Linked DNA regions of Homo sapiens: region 1 is linked to region 2. A link is an interaction called in ENCODE POLR2A ChIA-PET data of the cell type or tissue named here. Cell type or tissue: GM12878. All regions are shown on one strand.

The links. ChIA-PET counts read pairs that join two places held together with the same protein. Peaks named below come from ENCODE experiments on the same cell type or tissue, not always from the same donor. Only the 100,000 strongest peaks of a DNase experiment are listed, where the experiment ranks them.
Region 1: POLR2A ChIA-PET joins it to region 2 with 6 read pairs; 10 of 35 experiments call an interaction of 5 or more read pairs at or near these places.

Annotation. Positions count from the first base shown.
Region 1 is chr16:50,074,171-50,079,170 of GRCh38, forward strand. HEATR3 (HEAT repeat containing 3) reads left to right here. Exons shown (of 15, transcript NM_182922.4): 6 at 1,401-1,541; 7 at 4,571-4,848. Among named protein-coding and RNA genes, the nearest start is that of HEATR3-AS1, 10 kb to the left of the region's middle. In GM12878, no CTCF peak of the experiment used is centred here; no DNase peak of the experiment used is centred here.
Region 2 is chr16:50,194,333-50,199,332 of GRCh38, forward strand. All of the region lies in intron 1 of TENT4B (terminal nucleotidyltransferase 4B), which reads left to right. Among named protein-coding and RNA genes, the nearest start is that of TENT4B, 44 kb to the left of the region's middle. In GM12878, no CTCF peak of the experiment used is centred here; a DNase peak (open chromatin) is centred at 299; H3K4me3 peaks cover 595 bases; H3K27ac peaks cover 2,490 bases.

The DNA.
Region 1 (5,000 bases), 120 kb before region 2:
TTAATTTGCTCATACTTTTATATAAACTACTTTTTTTCTTAAAGAGCTATTGCTCTGCCAGAAATAACCCTAACTTTGAAGGTCATGATAAATTTAAAGGAAGCCAGACGTCCCAAAACCTAAGGCTGTTTGCTACTGGTCCTTGATAAGTACATAAATTGAGGGTAAAATTTTTTTTTTTTTTTTGAGATGGAGTCTCAGCTCTGTCACCCAGGCTGGAGTGCAGTGGCGCAATCTCGACTTACTACAACCTCCGCCTCCCGGGTTCAAGCTATCCTCTTGCCTCAGCCTCCCAAGTAGCTGGGATTACAGGCGTGCATCACCATGCCTAGCTAATTTTTGTGTTTTCAGTAGAGATGGGGTTTTGCCATGCTGGCCAGGCTGGTCTGCAACTCCTGACCTCAAGTGATCCTCCTGCCTCAGCCTCCCAAAGTGCTGGGATTACGGGCATGAGCCACCGCACCCGGCCTGAGGATAAACTTTTATAAACATTTATAGTAACGACATTGCCGCATTTAAGAGTCTTTTTAGGCTGGGCGTGGTAGCTCACACCTGTAATCCCAGCACTTTGGGAGGCTGAGGCGGGCGGATCACAAGGTCAGGAGATCGAGACCATCCTGGCTGACAAGGTGAAGCCCCATCTCTACTAAAAATACAACAAATTAGCCAAGCATGGTGGCGGGTGCCTGTAGTCCCAGCTACTCGGGAGCCTGAGGCAGGAGAATGGTGTGAACCCAGGAGGCGGAGCTTGCAGTGAGCCAAGATTGTGCCACTGCACTCTAGCCTGGGCGACAGAGCGAGACTCCATCTCAAAAAAAAAATAAAAGAGTCTTTTTAATTGTATTTTGTAAAAAGTGTAGATCTGGCTGGGCATGGTGGCTCATGCCTGTAATCCCAGCACTTTGAAGGGCCGAAACGGACAGATCACTTGAGACCAGGAGTTCCAGACCAGCCTGGCTTTCATGGTGAAACCCTGTCTCTACTAAAAATATAGAAATTAGCCAGGCATCATGGCGCATACCTTTAATTCCAGTTACCTGAGAGACTGAGGCACAGGAATCGTTTGAACCTGGGAGGCAGAGGTTGTAGTGAGCTGAGATGCGCCACTGCATTCCAGCCTGGGTGACAGAGCAAGACTGTCTCAAAAAAAAAAAAAAAAAGTATAGATCTGTACAGGATTAGAAATTTAAAAAGAAAAGAAACATGATCTTTTCCAGCACTGATAGTTTGGGAAGCCTCATTTGCGCATATCACCCTGAGATAAAGCATATATATTTTGCAAAACCTACATGTGTCTAATGAAGTGGTAATGATACAATGTTTTATTGATGAGTTATACTGGTGTAAATTATCCAAAGCAGAATTCATTTGTTTCTAAATACTTATTTTTTGCCTCGTAGCATATTGTTTGCAGACAGTGACTGAGGATAACCCAGAGCTGCTGAAGTCTTTCAGTGCTACAGCATTGAACATGCTGGAATCAGCACTGCTTTCTCCTGTCAGTTCCATGGAATCTCTTCTATTGAAGACATTGGTAGCAGGTAAAATTTAGCCTTACGGCATAGTATATTGTTTCAGTAGCTTTTGGTATGGATGTGGTGGGGGCAAAATTTAGTCATTCATTTCAACACATTAGGTCTTCTGTGCTTTTATCTGTTCTGAAAATTTTAATATCTGAGAAGAGACCCTTACTTCAAGCAGTTGTCTATAGTTGTAAATCCTTGTAGAATAGATTTGTTTCGAATTTAACAAACTACTGTTAACCTGATAAAGAGATGCTGTTGTCAGGATCCCCACTTATTTATGAACCAGTGATTTCAGAAATTGACCACTTAGTTTTCCATAAGTTTTTTTTTTTTTAACCACCAACTCTTTTCTCTGCAGAATGTCTGAATACAGAAGTAAGAAATTATCTGAAGGTCTGTTTAGTATGTACTTTATTTAGTTTATGTATCTATTTTCTTCTTGCCCTTTGTCTTGCAGAGATAATTTATGTTGAGAGATTTTTTTTTTACTTTTTTACTTTTTTTATTTTTTATTGTTTTGAGATGGAGTCTGGCTCTTTCACCCAGGCTGGAGTGCGGTGGCTGGCTCTGCAGCCTCACCTCCCAGGTTCAAGTGATTCTCATGCCTCAGCCTCCCAAGTAGCTGGAATTACAAGCGTGCGCCACCACGCTCAGCTAATTTCTGTATTTTTGGTAGAGACGGGGTTTTACCATGTTGGCCAGGCTGGTCTTGAGCTCGGGACCTCAGGTGATTTGCCCACCTTGACCTCCTAAAGTGCTGGGATTACAGGTATGAGCCACTGCGCCTGGCCTGTTTTTTTATTTTAATAGTGGAAAAATACACATGAAATTTACCGTCTTAATCGTTTTGGGTTTTTTTGAGACAGAGTCCTCCTCTGTTGCCCAGGCAGGAGTGCTGTGGTGCAATCTTGGCTCACTGCAGCCTCCACCTCCTGGGCTCAAGTGATCTTCCCATCTCAGCCTCCCAAGTAGCTGGGACTACAGGTGCATGCCACCAGGACCAGTTAATTTTTTTTTTTTTGAGACGGACTCTTGCTCTGTCACCCAGGCTGGAACGCAGTGGTGCGAGCTCAGCTTACTGCAATCTCTGCCTCCTGAGTTCAAGCGATCCTCCTGCCTCAGTCTCCTGAATAGTTGGCATTACAGGCACCCACCACCACACCTGGCTATTTTTTTTTTTTTTTTTTTTGGAGACTGAGTCTCGCTCTGCCGCCCAGGCTGGAGTGCGTGGCGCGATCTCCACTCACTGCAAGCTCCGCTTCCCAGGTTCACGCCATTCTCCTGCCTCAGCCTCCCGAGTAGCTGGGACTACAGGTGCCTGCCACCACGCCCAGCTAATTTTTTGTATTTTTTTTTTTTAGTAAAGACGGGGTTTCACTGTGTTAGCCAGGATGGTCTTGATCTCCTGACCTTGTGATCCGCCCGCCTTGGCCTCCCAAAGTGCTGGGATCACAGGCGTGAGCCACCGCGCCTGGCCTAATTTTTTTATTTTTTTAGTAGAGACGAGGTTTCACCATGTTGACCAGGCTGGTCTCGAACTCCTGACCTAAAGTGATTGGCCCATCTCGACCTCCCTGTGCTGGGATTACAGGCGTGAGCCACAGTCCCCAGCCACAGTTAATTTTTTGTATTTTTTTTTGTAGAGATGGCATCTCACCATGTTCCCTAGGCTGGTGTCAAACTCCTGAGCTCTTGTAATCTGCCCACCTTGGCCTCCCAAAGTGCTGGAATTACAGGCGTGAGCCACAGCACCCAGCCTTTAATTGTTTTTAAATGTATACTTTAGTGGTGTAAAGTACATTCAGATTGTTGTGCAGTAAAAATCCGGAACTCTTTTTCATCTTGCAAAACTGAAACTGTACCCTTTAAACACAATTTTTCCCATTTCCCCTTCCCCCAGCTGCTGTCAGCCACCATTCCTTGACTCCTCTAAACACCTCATAGAAGTGGAATCATACAGAATTTGTCTTTCTGTGACTGGCTTATTTCTTTTTGCATAGTGGCCTCAAGGTTCATCCATGTTGTAGCATGTGTCAGAAATTCCTTCCTTTTTAATGCTGAATAATATTGCCTTGTAGGTATTATACCACATTTTGTTGATCTCTTCATCTGTTGATGGACACTTGGGTTACTTCTACAACTTGGATATTGTGAATACGGCTGCTGTGAAAATGGATGTAATTTTTTTTTTTTTTTTTGAAACAGAGTCTTGCTCTGTCACCCAGGCTGGAGTGCAGTGGCAAGATCTCGGCTCACTGCAACCTCTGCCTCCTGGGTTCAAGTGATTCTCATGCCTCAGCCTCCCAAGTAGCTGGGATTACAAGCGCCCACCACCACGCCTGGCTGATTTTTGTATTTTTAGTAGAGATGAGGTTTCACCATGTTGCCCAGGCTTGTCTCGAACTCCTGACCTCGAGTGATCCTCCCACCTTGGCCTCCCAAAGTGTTGGGATTACAGGGTGAGACACTGCACCTGGCAAAAATGAATGTAATCTGTTCAAGTCCCTGCTTTCAGTTCTTTTGGGTTTATAGTCAGGAGGTGTTTTTATTTTTGTAGTAACTTAAAAAAAAATTACTCTGACTACTTAATGATAGCTCCTGTTCTTTTTTGATAATCAAAAAATTAAGAACCTACTCTCATGTTTATATGTCAGACCAACCTTGGAATTTTAGTGCATTCCATTTCACTCTTGGAATATAAGAAGCTGCTGAGGAGAGCAGCTTAGGTTACAATGAAAGAAAGTGATGCCACTCACTTTGTCATTTTAAAAGAAACTTGATCAGTGTTCTCTGGGTCTGCTGATAATGCAGTGTATCAGAGAAAGGCATTGTGTGCCAAGGAAGGGAGATGATTGTGCAGGGTTATAACTAAGGGCACTGCCTCAGTGCAGAACTCATTGATATTTAATAAATAATGAACAAAGGCAGTAGGGCTGAGATTTTTTGAAATTACACTGGCCTTAAAAGCTCCAGTCTTGTGAAAACTTAAACTTAGTAAAATATTTCACAGGCATTTCTTATCCTTATGCTTGTTTTTTTCCCAGGCACAATTTGGAATCTAAAGGACATTATTCCATGCAAGAGTCAAGCAGAAATCATAAATGCCTTACTAAAGATCTTATCTGAAGTTTTGGGAATGGATGCTGGTGAAATGGTTATTCAAATGAAAGAGGCTGAAACGCAAAGGTTAAAAACTGCTGCAGAGGCTGAGGAAATATTAGAGAACACTAATGGGGATGATTTGATTGAAGATGATGAAATGGAAGGAATTTCTCATAAAAGAAGAGTCAGAAGGAAAACTTTCGTTTCAGATTTACTTCCGGTAAGTCAGGTTGCTGTTCTCAAATATGGATTAATACAGCTGTTTTTTTTTTCCAGCAGTTATCCTTGGCTTTGCAGAAAAATGTTATAGCAAAATTAGCTATAAAGTGCGTTTTGGTAAAAATGAGTCATATTTTCCTGTTGATTCTCTTT
Region 2 (5,000 bases):
AGCCTCCTGAGTTGCTGAGATTACAGGCACCTGCCATCTTGCCTGGCTAGTTTTTGTATTTTTGTAGAGACGGGGTTTCATCACGTTGGCCAGGCTGGTCTTGAACTTCTGACCTCAGGCGATCCACCCGCCTCTGCCTCCCAAAGCGCTGTGATTATATGCATGAGCCACCATGCCTGGCCATTATTTCTTTCTTTCTTTCTTTTTCTTTTTTTCAGGTTCATTGAATTTGCTTTGAGACAGGGTCTTGCTCTGTTGCCCAGGCTGAAGCGCAGTGGTGCAGTCATGGCTCACTGGAGCATCAATTTCCTGGGCTCAAGCGATACTTGCACTTCAGCACCCCTCCACCCCCACCCGCTCCTTTCCCCCACAGTAGCTGGAACTACAGGCGCTAGCCACCGTGCTTGGCTAATTTTTTTTTTTTTTTTTTTTTTGAGACGGAGTCTCGCTCTGTCACCCAGGCTGGAGTGCAGTGGCGCGATCTCGGCTCACTGCAAGCTCTGCCTCCCAGGTTCACATCATTCTCCTGCCTCAGCCTCCCAAGTAGCTGGGACTACAGGCGCCCGCCACCATGCCCGGCTAATTTTTTGTATTTTTTAGTAGAGACGGGGTTTCACCGTGTTAGCCAGGATGGTCTCGATCTCCTGACCTTGTGATCCGCCTGCCTCGGCCTCCCAAAGTGCTGGGATTACAGGCATGAGCCACTGCACCCGGCCTGGCTAATTTTTAAATTTTTTTTTGTAGACTGCCCAGGCTTGTTTAATTGATTTTCTATGTGATCTTAGGGAAATCGATTATTTCCCATAAACATTTTTTTAATTAGAAGTTAAATTCTGCCTAGTTTGATTCACAGGATTATTGTGGATGACTGAAACAGAGAATAGGTAAGAGCTTCTTTGAAAAATATGAGGTACCATACAGAAGTTAGATGCTTTGTCCTGGTGATACCCCCTCCAAAGCACAGCTAAGGAAATGTGGAAGGCACTCTTATCTCATCATATAGCTTTGAAAGCCTAGCATTGAAAGTACGAACTTGATTCTTTTGGAGAAATCCTTTGGCTCTCAGTGAGTTTACTTTCTATTAATGACTGTGTTAAGCGGAATGAAAACTGAAAGAGGAAAGGGGAGGAAGTCAGAATTAAGCAGGAAGAGTGAGCCCATAGCAGAGTCCAGATTTAGACCCCAAGCTACTTGGAATGATACTGGACAATTATGGGTGTGTTTAATGATGGTCCTGAGTCATGAAAACAAAAGGAGGCTTTAAATTATGTCTGGCTTAGTGTACAGCATATTTTTGTCATTATTCAAGTTTTAGCATGTAAAGAGGAAAGTGTGCAGTACTTATGCATATCATTTTCATTAATGAAACTAAATGAGGCCTCTTTAAAATTATCAGTGTTCACAGTATCTTCCAAAAGACATGTAAATGTATAAAGGTATAAAAAATATACATATAAATTTTACAATTTTGTGAGCTATATAGTAGATCTCTTATTTTGTCCATAGGTCTTAAAGATCTTATACTGTATTCAGGAATAAAGATAACTTCAGTGGGAGGCCTTTACAGGGCTAATGAGTAAGCATTATTTTGATAAAGTTCTGTGTTGTCTACAATAGATATAGTAGAAATACTCTTGGAATGGTAATCATCCCAGGCCCTGCTTTGGAGCGGAAGAAATAGTCAATGTAGAACTTTACAGTATATTGTACACAGATGTGCCTGCTAATAACTTCTGTAGACAGCAAAGTTTAAGAGAAATTAGGTGGTAAATGCAACATATGTATCTAAATAAATTTGGTCTGAGGGATTTGATAAGATGAAACAGTACATAGTCCAGAAAATTTTTATACTCAAAGAATTATAGAAAATATCTGAAATGTTTTCAGTTTTGTGCATATCCAGAAAATGTCATCCTGTGATCTGCTGGTTGGCAGCCCAATGGCAGTATTAGATGTATTGTTTTTATTTTGTTTTGTTTGCTATTTATTTGGTTAAGAGAGTTACCTAATTAGGAGTGTGAAAAAAAAGATTTATTATAGTAGTGGGCTTTTGTTTGACTTAAAACATTTTTGTTGTTACCACAGTATGAGTGCCTTGTTTGTGAAATTTGTTTACCGGGAAGCCATATACTTAGAGTAGCTTTTAGTTTATCATTATCATCATCATCATCATCATCATCATCATCATCATCATCTCCTTCATCATGAAAGGAAGAAGCTACCAATGTTGCTTTATTCTGCAAAAAATACAATAGATGCTTGTTGAAAGTATGGAGTGAAATCTTAAATATGTCTGTTAAAAAGAGTACAACTGGCCAGGGGTAGTGCCTCATGCCTGTAATCCCAGCACTTTGGGAGGCCAAGGCGGGCAGATCGCTTGAGCCAGGAGTTTGAGACCAGCCTGGGCAACATGGTGAAATCCTGTCTCTACAAAAAAAAAAAAAATAGACAAAAATTAGCTGGGTGTGATGGCATGCAGCTGTAGTCCCAGCTACAGTGGGGCTGAGGCAGGGGGATTGCTTGAGCCCAGGAAGTAAAGGCTGCAGTGAGCTATGGTTGTGCCACTGCATTCCAGTGTGGGTAACAGAACGAAACCCTGTCTCAAAAAAAAAAAAATAGTACAACTTTAAGCAGGATGTGGGCACATGCCTGTAGTCTCAGCTACTTGGGAGGCTAAGTCAGGAGAGTCACTTGAGCCCAGGAGCTTGATGCTGCAGTGAGATGTGATTGTGCCACTGCCTTCCAGCCTGGGGATGATAGCAAGACCCCATCTCTAAAAAAAAAACAAAAAACAAAAAAAAAACAGAGTACAACAACCTTTGGTAAACTTGGAATATAAAGGTGTTTCCTTAACCTGTTAAAGAGCTGATAAAGAGTGGTACTTTCAAACCAGTACACATTATGTGAAACACTAGAGACACTTCCCATTTGTTAAAAGAAAAACCTTAGCCAAATTAAATTTAAGTTTTTTTTGGAGACAGAGTCTTGCTTTGTCACCCAGGCTGGAGTGCAGTGGTGCAAGCACAGCTCACTGCAACCTCCGCCTTCTGGGTTCAAGTGATTTTCCTGCCTCAGCCTCCTGCGTAGCTGGGACTACAGGTGTGCACCACCACGCCTGGGTGATTTTTGTATTTTTTGTAGACATGGGGTTTTGCCATGTTGCCCAGTCTGGTCTTGAACTCCTGGGCTCAAGCAATCTGCCTGCCTGGGCCTCTGAAAGTGCTGGGATTACAGGCGTGAGCCACCATGCCATTTAATGGTTTAATTGAGCAAAGAATGATTTGCAAATTGGGCAGCCTCCCGAGCCAGAGTAGGTTCAGAGACTCCAGCACAGCCATGTCGTGGAAAAAGATTTATGAATGGAAAGAGGAAAGTGATGTACCGAAAACGGAAGTGAGGTACAGAAACAGCCGGATTGGTTACAGCTCTGAATTTGCCTTATTTGAACACAAGTTGAGGTTTGTACAGTTGGCCACCTTTGATTGGCCAAAACTCGGTGATTGGCACAAGAGCAGGTTATAGTCTGTTTACATCTCCATTTTGGTTATAGTTCATTATGGACAGAAAAACCTGTAGGTCAAACTTAAAATATGTAAGGAGACAGTTTTAGGCTAAACTTGATTTAACACATTAAATCCGTAACAAGACAGGATGCCTGCCCTCACCATGTTATTTGATCTTATTTTAGTAATTCTAGCCAATGTAGTAGGGCAAGAAAACTGCCTGCTTGGCTACAAAATAAACACACAAAAGTCAGTATCTGTAATATGTGACAGAAAATATAATTAAAAAAAAAAAAAAAAGCCGGGCACAGTGGCCCATGACTGTAATCCTAGCACTTTGGGAGGCCAACGTGGGTGGATCTCTTGAGCTCAGGAGTTCAAGACCATCCTAGGCAACATGGCAAAACCCCGTCTCTACAAAAAATACAAAAAAATTAGCCACGTGTGGTGGTGAGCTCCTATAGTCCCAGCTACTTTGGAGGCTGAGGTTGGAGGATCATTTGAACCTGAGAAGCACAGGTTATAGTGAGCTGAGATCACGCCACTGCACTCCAGCCTGGGTGACAAAGTGAGACTCTGTCTAAAAAAAAAAAAAAAAGAAGAAAAGGAAAGGAAAGTAAAAGAAAAAATAATTTCACTTACTAGAGCATCAAATCCCTAAGATAATTTAGAGCAAAGCCAGAAAAGTGAAGAAAATATAAAAATCTTTACAGTGGGTTGCATTTTAAAAAAAAACTTGAAGATATCAGATCAACTCACTAATGTATTAATTAATATAATTTAAATTAAAATCCCACTGATTTTTTTGTGGGGAGGGTGGGAGAGTCATTTGTTAAAATGATTCTAAAGAGCATCTGGAAGAATAAGCAGGCAAGAATAGCCAAGAACATTTTGAAAACTAAAGATGAGTTTGGAAGACGATTGGTTTTGTACTGTCAACTACTTATAGATTTTACATGAATTTTAAAGGGTAATCTGAGCCCTCGAATAGACAGAAATAGCCATAGATCTGAAAGAACACTTAAGACCTGATCCAGCTATCCATGAGAGTATATATAATCAAAGTCTTTGTGTGTGAATCAGGAGTCTTTCAGGTGCAAGGTAAATAAACTCATAATTGCTTACGCAAAGGTGGTATTTGCTTTAGTGACTCCAGAGAAAGCTCAAGTGCCTATCTCTCCCCTGACTTTGATTCTTTTTGGGGTTGGCTCCATTCTCTCCTGTTGCTAATGGCTTCCTTTGTGCAGCCAGAGGAAAGGAGGTGTGGTTTTTTGATACTTCCAGGCTTCTATTTTTATAGCTTGAGATCAAAGAGGGAAGTGACCTTCCTTAGAGTCAGTGTGTAAAGTCCTAAGGAAGATACCACGTGGGGTGCTGGGGCCATGTGCCCATCCCTGGCCCATGACCATGGGGATGCTACACTAACTGGGGGCCACGCATGGCTGTTCCTGCCCTGAACTGCCAGCTGGCTTTGCAGTGCAGCCTCACCAGAATCAC